2 separate regions of the Mus musculus genome follow, and region 2 is linked to region 1. A link is a contact called in ENCODE POLR2A ChIA-PET data. All regions are on one chromosome and are shown on one strand. The core of a region is the stretch at or near the end of the contact, and the rest is flanking DNA. Distances in the headings are between cores, read along the strand shown. Region 1 holds the start of Nup93 (nucleoporin 93). Region 2 overlaps Nup93 (nucleoporin 93).

Region 1 (6,599 bases), core at 1,216-3,715:
CACATCCAAACATATATGGGCATGCATCTCACCACACACACACACAGACACACACACACACACACACACACACACACACACGTATACATCAAACATAAAGCTACAAAACATTTCAAGCTTTAGGTTGTTTGAAACAAAGGGGAGATAGCTATAAGTGGCCATACTATAAGAGAGAAAAAAAAAAGACTGTTGCATCTCTAAATTCCATCCAATTCTTTCTCCAAACCAATTATTTCTAGTTGTCTATCTGATAGCTACTCCTGACTGATCTATGGATGCCAGCAACAATTCTAGTTCCTCACCTTGGGTCCCCACAACAGTCAATTTAGCCAGAAACCATCTGGCTCCCCTCTCCCCTGAGACTAGCCTATAACCAAGTTTACTTCTCAAAGCTCATGACAAGTCATGCCCTCACCGTTCCCCTCTGCTCTGACCTTCATGCCTTCCTCCCGATTACCTCAACAGTCTAAAACTTCCCATTTCTTCTAACACACTCTCCCTGTGGCCAAAGTGGCCATTCCAAAATATCTCCCACTTTAGACCAGTTGGGGCACCTCAACCTCAGTTTGTGACATGGTTGCATGAGGTGCTCTGTAAAACAGACAGCGCCATGCACCACCTTCAACTCTTCCCTCCTTCTTCAGTTGTACCCTGACACATCTCTGCTCCTCAGGAAGCCTGGCAGTTTCTTCCCTTCCCGCTCCTGTACCTGTCAAGCACACAAGCATCCCCACCACAGACAGAGAAGGCCCTCCCTACTTATTCTGAACCTTCTAGGCATTCTTCCCTAGCGGAGCAATTGTGACCACTTCTCAAACATCTCTTCCCGTAGAGGAAGGTTCACAGATATTTAACTCTGAATCCTGAGCATTGACCTAAGCCTGGCACATAATAGAACTAAAAACATGTTTGCTAATTAAAATGACTAGTGACCATAACAGAGTTGGGACCTCCTCCTGATCTTTACTCTGACACACACACAAACACCTCAAAATGCATCTACCTTATAGGCTCAGGGGTAAGAGAGATGGCTCAGCAGTTAAGAAAATCTACAGCTCTGTAGAGGACGCCAGCCCAGGTCCCAGCACCCACATCAGTGATTTACAGCTGTCTGTAACTCTAGCTCCAAGGAATCAGACACTCTCTTCTGGCCTCCACAGAAATATCCACATACATAAAAGACACACAAGAACACACAAATGAGAGGAAGAGAGGAGGGAGGGAGGGAGGGAGGGAGGGAGGGAGGGAGAAGAACCCAAGTTCACCACAGCTCCAACAGTTCAAGTCTCATGGTTTTAATATTTATGTTTATTGCTTATGTGTGTGATGTCTTCCCAAGAAAGAAGCCTGTCTCATTCACCACAAGCCTATAATATCAGTAACATTCATTTATTTGATATTTATTGAGCACCTACTTTATTGTGTACCAAACTTAAGTACTAGGTAGGCACTCATGTTCTACAGGGGTCGGGGAAGGACAAACAATACATAGGACAAATAAAACCTAAATGCTTAGGGGAAAAAAAAAAAGCAGTGAAGACAAGAAGAGTGAGGAAAGGCTTAGATTCTAATGGCCCTAGTGAAGACTCCAAGAAAGAGAGCAGACAAAACAGACATCCAACCACAAGAACAAAGCCCTTAAGTCAAAGCATGTCCTGCGGTGGTGTTGGGGGTGGGGAGAGAATGTGGGGTGTAACAGACATTGAAAGTATGGGTCACGTTATTTAAAAGCCTTACAGCTCACTACAGGGAGCTTATATTACTATTGTTGTTGTTATTTCTATGATTAGTATTACTGTTATTATTACTAAAGCGCTGACCTTTGCTTGTACTGAAAGTCATCTAGGGGGGTAGGGGTGGGGCAGGGTCTAATGTAGATCAGGCTGGCTTCAACTCGCTTTGAAAGCGACACCATGCCGCCCATGCTGTGATTTTCTTTCAGAAGGGACCCAATATACTTGGGCATCCCTTACAGAAGACAGGATACAGGGTACCCAGAAACAGGTGAGACAACCGAAGCGGCAATCATTAGCATCCTGTCGGATTCTCCGTAAAAGGAGATTAAAGTTGACAGGGGTTCGCTGGCCGCCCCTTCACCCGGAAGAGCCATTCTCTAGAAGAACGGCCCCCACGCCCCAAAGAGGGCAGTCAGGCCGGGTGACGCCTGGCAGCCGTGGGTGGGCGTGGCGACAGAGCACCAGTGGGGAGGACCACGCTCGGAAGAGCCTAGTCACAGCACTCGGCGAGCAGTCGCCGGCCGGCATGCCCAGCTACAGCAAGAGAGGAAGCACGAGCCTCTTCGAACTAGGCTCGGTGTTCTGCTTCAAGGCCAGGCCCCGAACTCGGGCCCAGGGTCGGCTCGGGGCCGCGTGGGCGCCCACACCTCACACACCTTACCTGCCTCCGTCGCCGCCCGCTGCCGGCTTCTTCACTACGCCGCCGCCGCCGCTTCTCGCGCCGCTCGCCCGCGCCTCCTGATTGGCTGAGGCAGTAAGCTCCCAGAAGCCCCTGCGCGTTGCGCCGCCAAATGAACTTTATGGAGACCCGCAAGAGGACACAGGCGTGGGGGCGGGGCGGGGCCGGAGGCGGGGCTGTCGCTACAAGTAAGTCAAGGAGCTCCGCCCTGCTCCCGCCCACGTGGTTGGAGTTGACAGTCCTAGAGGAAGCATTTCCGCAGTTCCCAATGCTGGGCAGACCCAGAGAGCTCGGCCACTCGGTGTAGAGCTTCAGTCAAGTGCCTGGGCCTGTTCTAGGTGCAGGGAACACGGTGACTTCCACAGCAGACAAGATCCCTGACCTCAAGCAGTTCTCAGCTTGGCCAGGGAAACAAAATATAGTGAATAAATGCAGCAGTAATTAGGAGAGCTAAGAACGGAAAAGCAAACTAATTGAAGAAAAATGGTCGGATGGCCAGGAAAGGTGTCATTCCAACTGAAAGGTGAAAGATAAAAACATGTTTTGGAGTTTCTCAAGGGAAAAGGCTGTCTTTTGGCAGCCTGAACAAGCAAGCTAGGCTGGCCACCTGCCCCGTTGGCCAATTACAGAAAAAAGCAGTGGTGATACCCAAAGAAAAGAGATTACTTCAGTGTGGCCGCGTTGGGAACAAAGTGTGTCACTGGGATATACAAGAACCCTTCAGGAGGTTCTTAGTCTAGTGGGTAAAAGAAATTTGAAAACAGGCGCTGAATGAAAACAATTTTGTTGGGAGTTTGAGAGAAAAATAACAGGACAGGCAAGCTGCAGGTCTCAGCAGCTGCTGAGAGGAGAGACCTGGATAGGAGGAGGTTTTGACAAATGTAAAAGAGTGTGGGGCTAACTGTAAGCACTCGTGTGTGAGTGTGTGTGTGTGTGTGTGTGTGTGTGTGTGTGTGTGTGTGTGTGTGTCCTGGTGCTCAAGGAGGCCAAAAGAGGTCATCAGATCTCCGGAGTAAGATTACAGGTGGTTGTGAGGCGGCATGGGTACTAGGAACCAAACCCAAAGTCCTTTGCAAGAGCAGTATGCTGAGCCATTGCTTTAGCTCCCGTAATAGCCTGTAATCGTTAAAGAGGCACTTTTTGGATTGCACAGTCTCGAACATGTCTAATCTTTCAATGAAGGTCACCGTCCTGACCTAATGAGGACCATGTGAACACAGGCCTAGGCAAGGTTGTCACCATTAATAATTCTAGTTTGGTAGATGCCTGTTTGATAAAGTGTTCTAGTCAGCTTTGCCTTATATGCTTATAAAACATAAATACAATTAACATACAAAGATGCCCACAATGATTAGCATTATAGCTGCACAGAACTTCTTTCTGCCTGCATGTGTATGTTTGTGGTATATATTTGTGTATGTGCAGAAGTATGTGGGCAGCTATGTGCACATGTGCTTGGAGGTCAAAGGTTGCTGTTGGGTGGCTTCCTCTAGTCACTCTCTGCCTTATTTTTTGAAACAGGGTCTCTCACTGAACCCAGCGCTTACCAATGGGCATAAATAGCTATCCAGTGAGCTCCAGGGATCTACCTGTCTCTGCCCTCCTCCCCTGAGCACTAGGGTTACAGGAGCCACCCTCCACACTGGGCTTTTGCTTGCTCAGTAGGTACTTTACCAACTGAGACTTCTTGCCAACACAAAAGATTTTATTATTTTTATGACCTTAATTAATGTGCTTGTGAGAGACAGAGAGAGAGAGATCTCTCTCTCTCTCTCTCTCTCTGTGTGTGTGTGTGTGTGTGTGTGTGTGTGTGTGTGTGTGTGTACTCAGGTCCTTAGACTTGCCATCAGTGTCTTTATCTGATGAACCATCTTGCTAGCCCCAGAAATTATGTTTTGTTTTAATGTCATGGGTATAAGTGTTTTTGTGTGCATATGTGTATGTGTTCCGTGTTTGTGCCAGACACCCACAGAGGCCAGAACAAGGCATTGAATCCCCTGAAACTGGAATTACAGACAGTCATAAGCCAGCATGTGGGTGCTGGGAATAGAACCTGGGTCCTCTCCTAGAACAACAAGCACTCTTTGCCACTAAGCCAACTCTCCAATTGCCCCCCACCACTAAGTTCTTTATAAAATAACTCAGCTTCTATTTTTCCAGCAGAATTCAGAACCTCTGGCTCAGTAAGCTCTACAGCGGTGGTGCTCAACCTTCCTAATGCTGAGACCCTTTAATACAGTTCCTCATGTTGTAGTGACCCCCCCAACCATATAATTACTTTGTTGCTACTTCATGACTGTAATTTTGCTGCTAAGTTGTAATATAAATATCTGATATGTAGGACCAACAGTTCAAGACCTGCTGATCTATAGAAATGACAAAAATCAATACTTCAGACCTTTCTTTTGCCTGTGTAGGGAAGGAGAGTAGTGACCGGTGCGCCTCAAATTTACAATAGTAAGACTCATTTAGTCAAAGCAAGCAGATGTTGGCCAGTGTCTTGGTTAGGGTTTTATTTATATGAAGAGCTACTGTAACCATGACAACCCTTATAAAGGAAACCATTTAACTGGGGCTGGCTTATAGTTCAGAGGTTCAGTCCATTGTAGTCATATTGGGAAGGATGGCAGCGTGCAGGAGTTCTACATCTGGATTGGCAGACAGCAGGAAGAAAAAAATGACAACGGACTAGTCTTGAGCTTCTGACACGGCAAAGCCCACCTCAAGTGACACACTTCCTCCAACTCGGCCACACCTGCTTCAACATACCATACCTCCAATAATGCCACTCCCTATGAGTCTATGGGGGCCATTTTTTTTCATTAATTAATTTATTCCCCTTATATCCTGATGGCAGCCTCCCCTCTTTCCCCAGCCCCCACTTTACACAGCCTTTCCTTACATCCCCTTCTCCTCTGAGAAGGGGGAGGCTCCCCTGGGTACCAACCCACCCAGGCACATCAAGTCACTGCAGGATTGGGCACATTCTCTCCCACTGAGTCCAGAAAAGGCAGCCCAGTTACGGGAATAGGATCCACAGGCAGACAACAGAGTCAGAGACAGCCCCCTGCTCCAGTTGTTGGAGGACCCACATGAAAACTAAGCTGCACTTCTAGTACGTTTGTGCCATGGTGCCTAGGTCCAGCCCATGCATGCTCCTTGATTGGTGGTTCAGTCTATGGGAGCCCGTGGGGGGAATTTTTATTCAAACCACCACAACCAGGTTTTAAAAGGACTATGAAAAGGGCCACTTACCATCTGAATGATGCTGATCGCAAATGACAGAAATGTCACACTTTTATTCACTACTTGATATATTGTAAGTCGTGGTGCAGTGCCTGTTGTACAATAGAGGACATTTTGTATTTGCTAAACTTGCATGCCCAAAGGTTTCACTGTGTAAAGTTTTGCATAATATTTAGAGTTCAGATTCGCAGCTTTACATTAGTCTTTAGTCACAGATACAGAGGGCGTTAAGTGTACTAAAATTACCATACATAAAGCTGTTTGGAGTGGCCCATACCTTTAATCCCGGTACTTGGGAGGCAGAGACAGGTGAAGCTCCTGGAGTTCCAGGCCAGCCTGACTTACATGGTGAAACTCTGTATCAGAAAACAAACAACAAAACAAGCAAACAAACAAAACCCTAACATAAACAGTTACTTAAGTGAACTCTTGCTCTGTTTAAGACCCTTTAGGGTTCCATTTCCCAGTTGGGCAGTGGTGGCACATGCCTTTAATCCCAGCACTTGGGAGGCAGAGGCAGGAAGATCTCTGAGTTCGAGGCCAGCCTGGTCTACAAAGTGAGTTCCAGGACAGCCAAGGCTATACAGAAAAACTCTGTCTTGAAAAAAAAAAAAAAAAAAAAAAAAAAAAAGACTCTATTTCCCAGTTCACCAAAAAGCCTTAGAGAATAAGCAGAAACAAATAATTTCTTGATTTAAAAAAAAACAAAAACAAAACAACAACTTTGTTTTTGAAGCTAGCTTTTACAAATGTTTCTAAGAGCAAAATGTCTTTATCATTTAGACATGACCTCACTATAGAGCCCTGGCTGGCTTGGTGCTCCCTATGCAGACCAGACTGGACTAGACCTCATGCAGGAGTCTCACAGAATGTGAAGGAAAAGAATGAAGACACAAACGGAAGATTCCATTAGCATAGAGTTCACACCAGGCAAAGCT
Region 2 (6,599 bases), core at 2,488-4,987, 78 kb before region 1:
TCCCTCCCACTCCACCTCAAGAGCGCCTCCAGGAAAGAGGGTTTTCTTTGTGTTCCTCTCCCCAGGCTCTGAATTTCTCCTTCAAAACCTGTTTTCTGGCCCCTTGGCAACACTCTAAAGATAGAAGCAGAGAAATGCACTGCAGTGGGGAAAAGTTGGTTCTCCTGGCGCCTCTCTCAACAGTGAAAGCTGCAGAATGAATACTAAGCAAATGTGACTAGTGAAGTCTCACGTCTGTCTTGAAATCTGTTTGTACTGCTTTTTATTTTACTACTGGGGGGGGTACAATTCTGAAAAACAAACCTGTGTATGAGTGTTTCTGCTCCTGTACTGGCCTTCCCTTCCTTCTGCCTTCCCTCCAGCACCTTCTAATGCACCCACCCCTATCCACCCACTGCTGCTCTTCCTAAAGGAGAAAGCTGCCAGGGAAGTAAGAGGGTGAGGAAGGCGTAAGTTAAGTTCAAGGAGATAGCACCAACTCCGCCCTCTGCATCCTTAAAGAGCATGCTGATACCTGAGGAGAGAAAATGGTCAAGAAGCCAAACAGAGCTCAGGACCTCTGACCACTGACTAATCCCAGCCAGAACTTTTGAGGATTTTTTTTTAATTATGTATTTTCCTCATTTACATTTCCAATGCTCTCCCAAAAGTCCCCCATACCCTTGGATGTATTTTTAAAAAGCCACCACAAAAACAATCACTCCAATTTATAAAAAACATTGGGAAAAAAATGCTAACTCTTAAAACAGTCTCTCTTAGCATACTGCAGCCTAGTCAGTAAGGCGCTGACGCCATTTGAACACGGAATGTGGGTTTCTACCCAGGTTAGGTCTGGGCACTACCTTGTCATCCAGCTCTGCGACAGAGGCACACAGGTCCACCAGGTTAGGCTGTAGGTGTCCACTCACAATCTTCTCGTTATAGATATAGATCTGAAAGAAGGAAACAAAAGTAACCAGCACGAGATACTCTCACTTCCTTAGAGATCAGAAGTCATTCTGAAGCCAGCAAGAGGCAGTAGAGGCCTATGTTAGCCTTCCCTTCCTCGGAGTGCCTAATCGTCCATAAGGCTAGGTCTCCACCTGTGGCCAGCACATTAAAGCTGACCACGAGCCCAGCCTTACAAACACCTGAAAAACATGGCGCAAGATAGTAGAGGACAGAGGCCAGGAACAAAAGGGAAGACGGCACACTATAGAAGCACAGGCAGGCTCTGATAAATCCAGGTCAGAGGACTGAATGGTCCCAGGCCACGGCTCACGGACTCGGGGAGGGCACAGCTGTCTTCTCCTTTGTCAGGGCAGTGTTTGCTACAGAGTTGGAATATTACCCCTAGAAAGCATCTCTGGGCCCGGCCTGAGAACTCAGTGTGGCCGCCAGGCCTGACAACCTGAGTTAAATCTCTGAGACCCACATGGTAGTAGAAGGAAAGCTGATTCCCACAGGCTGTTCTCTGACCACTGCTCCCACAGTGAATAAAAAAGTACATAAACATAAGAGAAAGAATCTCTGCTCTTCAGGTAAAATCTCTTTCAAGAAAGAAACAAACAAAACAACAAAAACCACAGCGATGATTTGATGTCATGCTTAAGGTGTAAGATTTTACTTTGGATTTGACTTATAAAATACTGAAATAATTATGGTTACAAACTAAGTTCTCCTCTCGTGGAAGACTTTCTTTTACATCTTGAAGTCCCTGTTCTGGTGAGAAGAGGACCGAACTAAAGGCAAATCGTGACCCAAGGAACCTCAGCCTCTTCTACTGTAAATGGAGGATGCTGGTGTCAGTTTAGCTTCCAGGGCTGTCATACAGGTTCTGAACCATAAGCAGCACTTATTCGCTCAATGAGCATGACCTAGGAGCCTCCCTTTGGAAGGCTGTATTCTACAGAGTACATACACATTCACTACTGCGGGAGAGACCCACCTACTGGATCCTAGGTGCTGCAGAGGGTAAGTGCTCCAGACTTTAGCTTTTCAGATAAAGAAGCTACACTGTTTCTCTATGCACATGTCATTTTGTTGGGTCTGAGCTTGTGGTAGCCACAGCAACCAAGGGACTCAGTCAGGTGAAACCTACAGGATGCTGATATGGAGTGAGTATATGAAAGAGGGTGAGTGTTCTAAAACTGGAGAAGGAAATGAAGTCTAGTGGTGAAATATGGAGTGAAAGGAAGGGGCTGTTGTCTCTGGAGGACGGGGCAGGCTTCGGCTGCCTGAAATTTGAAGCAGTAATGTCTGATGGAAGAGACTTTAACCCTAAATCTGTTACCATCCTGTGGAGTATATTCTCTGGTTCTACTATCATTTAACATGAATCTACATTTACACTAAGAAAGCATTTAGGATATTTATCTCAACAAGTGTTACTCAAGATATCTGATATGTGCTAGCTAATGTAGAACTCCATTAATTAACTAGTTGCTGAGTCCTCTATTACAGAGCACAAGGCCTAAGCTCCTCATAGGCCATGCTCACTTTTGTAGTCGCCATCTGTTTCTACCCCTAACTCTCACACTCCAGGGTGGCAGGGAGGAAATACATCCTCGTGTCTCTCAGGGTCATGACTAAATGATGCAGATCTGGAGACTCTGTGGAGGAAAGCAGCAACTACAGTAAAACACGGGCTTCCTTGAGTTGCATTCCTTTATTCCAAGCATCAGCCCCAGGTAAGCCTTGATCAGCCCCAGGTAAGTCTTGCGCACAGCTTGATCTTGATCTGTGCTTAGTGGTGCAGGCTCATGATCAGCAACCAGGAGCACGACCCCGACACGGCAGGAGCATCTTGCCTTCACTGCAATGCTATGCAGTGTCAGCACACTGCTTACCAAGGCACACAGCCTTTTGACAGCCCCACTCAATAAGGGTAAAAGGATCTGACCATATCCTTAGCCAGCCAAGTAAGTGATTCAGTTACTGCAGAACCCCATTTGCTTCATTCTCTAGGAAGCTACTGCCAACAATGCCAAAAGAAACACCTGGTCAGTAGAGAGCAAATTTCAATTTCCCCGCACTATCTGAGTCATGAGATTAACCCATTTAACAGAATAGAGAACAGTTGCATTCATGGTGAAATATTAACTAATCCCATGAGCAAGACGTCCCCGTGCTTTCAGGTCTGACTCTGCTGTGAAATCACTACTCCTGTGACTCTCTAAGGATCATAGCATTCCTTCTCCAGGATGAAATGTTTCTAAAAGGCATACTCACCTGCCGGGCATAGGCCATCTCAATGCTATCCAGAGAGCTTCGCCCAGGGGGATTCACATCACCGATGTAACTCGGCTATAAGTAAAGACACAGCGGCATCAGTTAAGAACAGTACTCGATTGCATAAACACATCCATGTCTGTAACCTGAACAGGGAAAGCAACAGAGAACAGCAGCAAGGCTCTGCTACAAGGACACAGGTTCAGCTATCCTCTAACAGCCCCAGGAAATAGTTTCCAGTACTAAAAACTTAATTTTAAAAATTATGCATTTAAAGAGTACTTGATTGCAGTCTCTGAATTTCCATTTAAATGACTTTTGCCTAATGCTCCTGTTTTCAAAAGCACCTCTCCTTCAGCTGCCCTTGGCCAAGCCACAATTTTACCACACATAAAGTCAATTATCCATCAACAGGATGTGTGCACTGTAACTCCTGAATAGAAGCGGCTGGCAAACGTTCAGCTGGAATTCCACAGTCAGAGCTGCCTAAGAACTGGGAACACGGACGCACAGCACGCTGCATGGGAGAATGTTCCCTACACCTCCGAGCTCCAATCAGGTCTGGAAAACATGTAGTCTTTAGATCAAGCCATGTTGGCTATGACAAGACAGGGCACAATAAAGGAATGCATAACAGGGCCAGGGAACCAGAGACCAGAAAGGCAAGGAAGCCAGGCAGACAAGGCTAGAGAAGGGCTCACTGGGAGCCTGGAGGTATGCAAAGAGACAGCAGTGAGTGAGCAGTGTGAGCCCCTAACTCACACTCTCTCTCTCTCTCTCTCTCTCTCTCTCTCTCACACACACACACACACACACACACACAGAAGGAATGGGCTTCTCAGAGTAGAGAGCATTCAGAAAATAGCCATTCTGGGATAGGCATGTAGCAGAAGGGAGTGGCACACTTTTATTTTAGCACCCATGATTGTACAAAGTGTAGGTAGAGGTGTGTAAAACTTTACCAAGGAGAGGGTGCACTCTAGACAGGAGAGAAAGAACTATAATAGCGCTCGCACAAAACAAGTCTAGGGTGAAAACTAAATCCAGTGATACCACAGAGGGAGAGATAGATGAGTCTCTACATAGAATTTTTGCCTTCATGAACACAAAGAGGAATCAAACTGATTAATTTAGAAAATTTTGTTATAAAAGCCCAGTACTGTTTAATTATGAACAACAAACAAACAAACAAACAAACAAACAAACAAACCACCGGGACACCAAGGAAACCAACACATACTTACCCACATGGATCACCACCACCAAAACCAAAACCTCTAATGTGAGTAAAACATGGGACAAAGCAAAACTGTAGAACCTCAAATACACAATGATGCAGCTTATATAGATGACAAGAAAACAATATGTCACAAACATACAATATCCATACACAGAAGTCCCTAGCAGGGAACCAGAAGGATGGACAGAGGTTGTCTGGACAGTGTGAGTGCATAAAAGCTCACGGTGTGAGGAACTTTCTGTGGTGCATCACAGAAGGAAAATGAAGGGCCTGTTGAGTAGTTTTGAACTTCTTTTGCAAAGAGCAGCAGGGTACTTTCTGTGCTTGGAATTCTACTCCAACCCCAACATATGAACTCGGCCATCCCTTAGGAACCAGACAGGGAGCACAGTACACAACTGAGAAGCATCTGGGGTGAGGCCGTCAAATCCACACTGTCAGTCTATATTTTACCAACCAATCACATCATTCATTTAAGACATGTCATACATGCCACTATAAGCTGGAAAGAATAAAAATGCTGCCAAACTACAACCCATAACTGAGTAAGATGCTGTGATTTCAGAGATGCTAAAATATGGGAAAGCTGTATGATTGACACTTGAAATATGGTATTAAGTGTCTTATCAAAATTAGTGTCTGCTCAATATTCACAAGTTTCACACAGCACAGCACAGAGCAGAGCAGCAGCCGTGTCATCTGTCAGGAAGCCTCAGCTCAGCTTCTCTAGCCAAGTCTGTTGCTTGCTGAGTCATTTTCCAGACAACTCGCCTGGGGAGACGCCCAGTGGCCATGGCCAAAATTCAACCCACCTACGTTAAATCCGCCTTTAAATACTGCTTTTTATTTTTTAAGAAAGTGATTCTCAGAAAGAGAGCATATGTATATGTGTACATATGTATGCATGCATGAACATATGGATACATGTGTACATGTGTTCAGTTGAATCCTCCTCTACCTTTCCATGGTTTCCAGGGTTCAAGTTCAGGCCGTGAGGCTTTCATGGCAAGCACTTTTACCCACTGAGCCATATCACCAGCCCCAAATATAGTTTACATGTCGATTAAAATATATCTAGGAATTCCCACACTGCTCAACTCCATCTTGCCATGCAAGCCAGACACTGGAGTCATTCCTTACACTCACCAGATGTAAGAACTGGGCCACAAGAATCCATAGCAGGGCAACAGCCTCAAGAAACTTATGTTAAAGCACACTATTTTTATCTAGGCAACACTTGAAAAGTTAACAATCTTTCAATTCCTACCTTCCTTTAAAAGTTGTTTCTCTTTCTTCAATGGCATCCTAAGGATATTAATTTTCCAAATAACTTTATGCTATTAAAGTGCCACTTCCTTTATTAATTGCCAGGAATAGATATTAACAGTGTCTTCACTCTTCTGTTATTGAGAGGCTTCTGAGAAAAACAAACGTTCCAGAGGCTACCATATTTCAGTTCATTTCTGCCTTTAAAAACTCCCCCAAAAGCCTCAGACTCAACTTTATATTAAATTAACCAAACCTGGACATTTTCCTTCAAATATAAGGTTAACTCAAAATGATCTGAGGTCTCCTCTCTGACGACTCTGATCTAACAATTGCTAACAATAAGATGCCCAAAAAGAACGCTATACTCACCAAATCCTACTTCTTCAATTATTACTTTTCCATTTATATAAAATTTTTTCATTCTTAGAAATTCTTCATAAATCAAAAGAGAGAAAAAAAGCCATATTAAAACAATTGCTGTTAACAGTGTACAGCTTCCCTAACGCTGATAGGGCTGTAACACTGCACAGGCCTGGAGCACACACCCCATGCCAGACACCGGGCTGCAGCTTTGTATCTGTTCCCAGTCCTTATAACAGAGGAAAAGGTGTCTCACAAGAGAAATCCAGGCTCAGGCTTAATTCTGATACCTGTCATCTGCCCTTCAAACTGTATGCTCTCTTCCACAGAACAAATGAAGTGGAGATAATATATATAGCTTTCCATCATTTTGAAAGAAATTACATGGAATGAACCCATGAAAACACAGGGCTCTATGTACTACAAGGACAGCTAAATTCTGAAAGATCACACCAAGTGTGGCAAAGATATGAAACAAATGGAATTTTCACATACTGATGGTGGAAGATATAATGAAACC

Evidence for each region. ChIA-PET counts read pairs that join two places held with the same protein, here RNA polymerase II (POLR2A).
Region 2: POLR2A ChIA-PET joins it to region 1 with 10 read pairs in Patski. The contact joins the enhancer-like site here to the promoter of Nup93 in region 1. POLR2A ChIA-PET finds 5 or more read pairs at or near these places in 2 of 5 experiments (Patski and embryonic stem cell).

Annotation. Positions count from the first base shown.
Region 1 is chr8:94,210,430-94,217,028 of GRCm38, reverse strand. It overlaps Nup93 (nucleoporin 93), which reads right to left and starts at 2,465. Exons shown (of 22, transcript NM_001357266.1): 1 at 2,398-2,465.
Region 2 is chr8:94,289,354-94,295,952 of GRCm38, reverse strand. It overlaps Nup93 (nucleoporin 93), which reads right to left. Exons shown (of 22, transcript NM_001357266.1): 6 at 3,211-3,285; 7 at 843-932. Among named protein-coding and RNA genes, the nearest start is that of Mir138-2, 32 kb to the left of the region's middle. Within about 2 kb of position 3,737, at least 1 of the 3 ENCODE cell types and tissues checked has a DNase peak (open chromatin) inside an H3K27ac peak, as active enhancers do.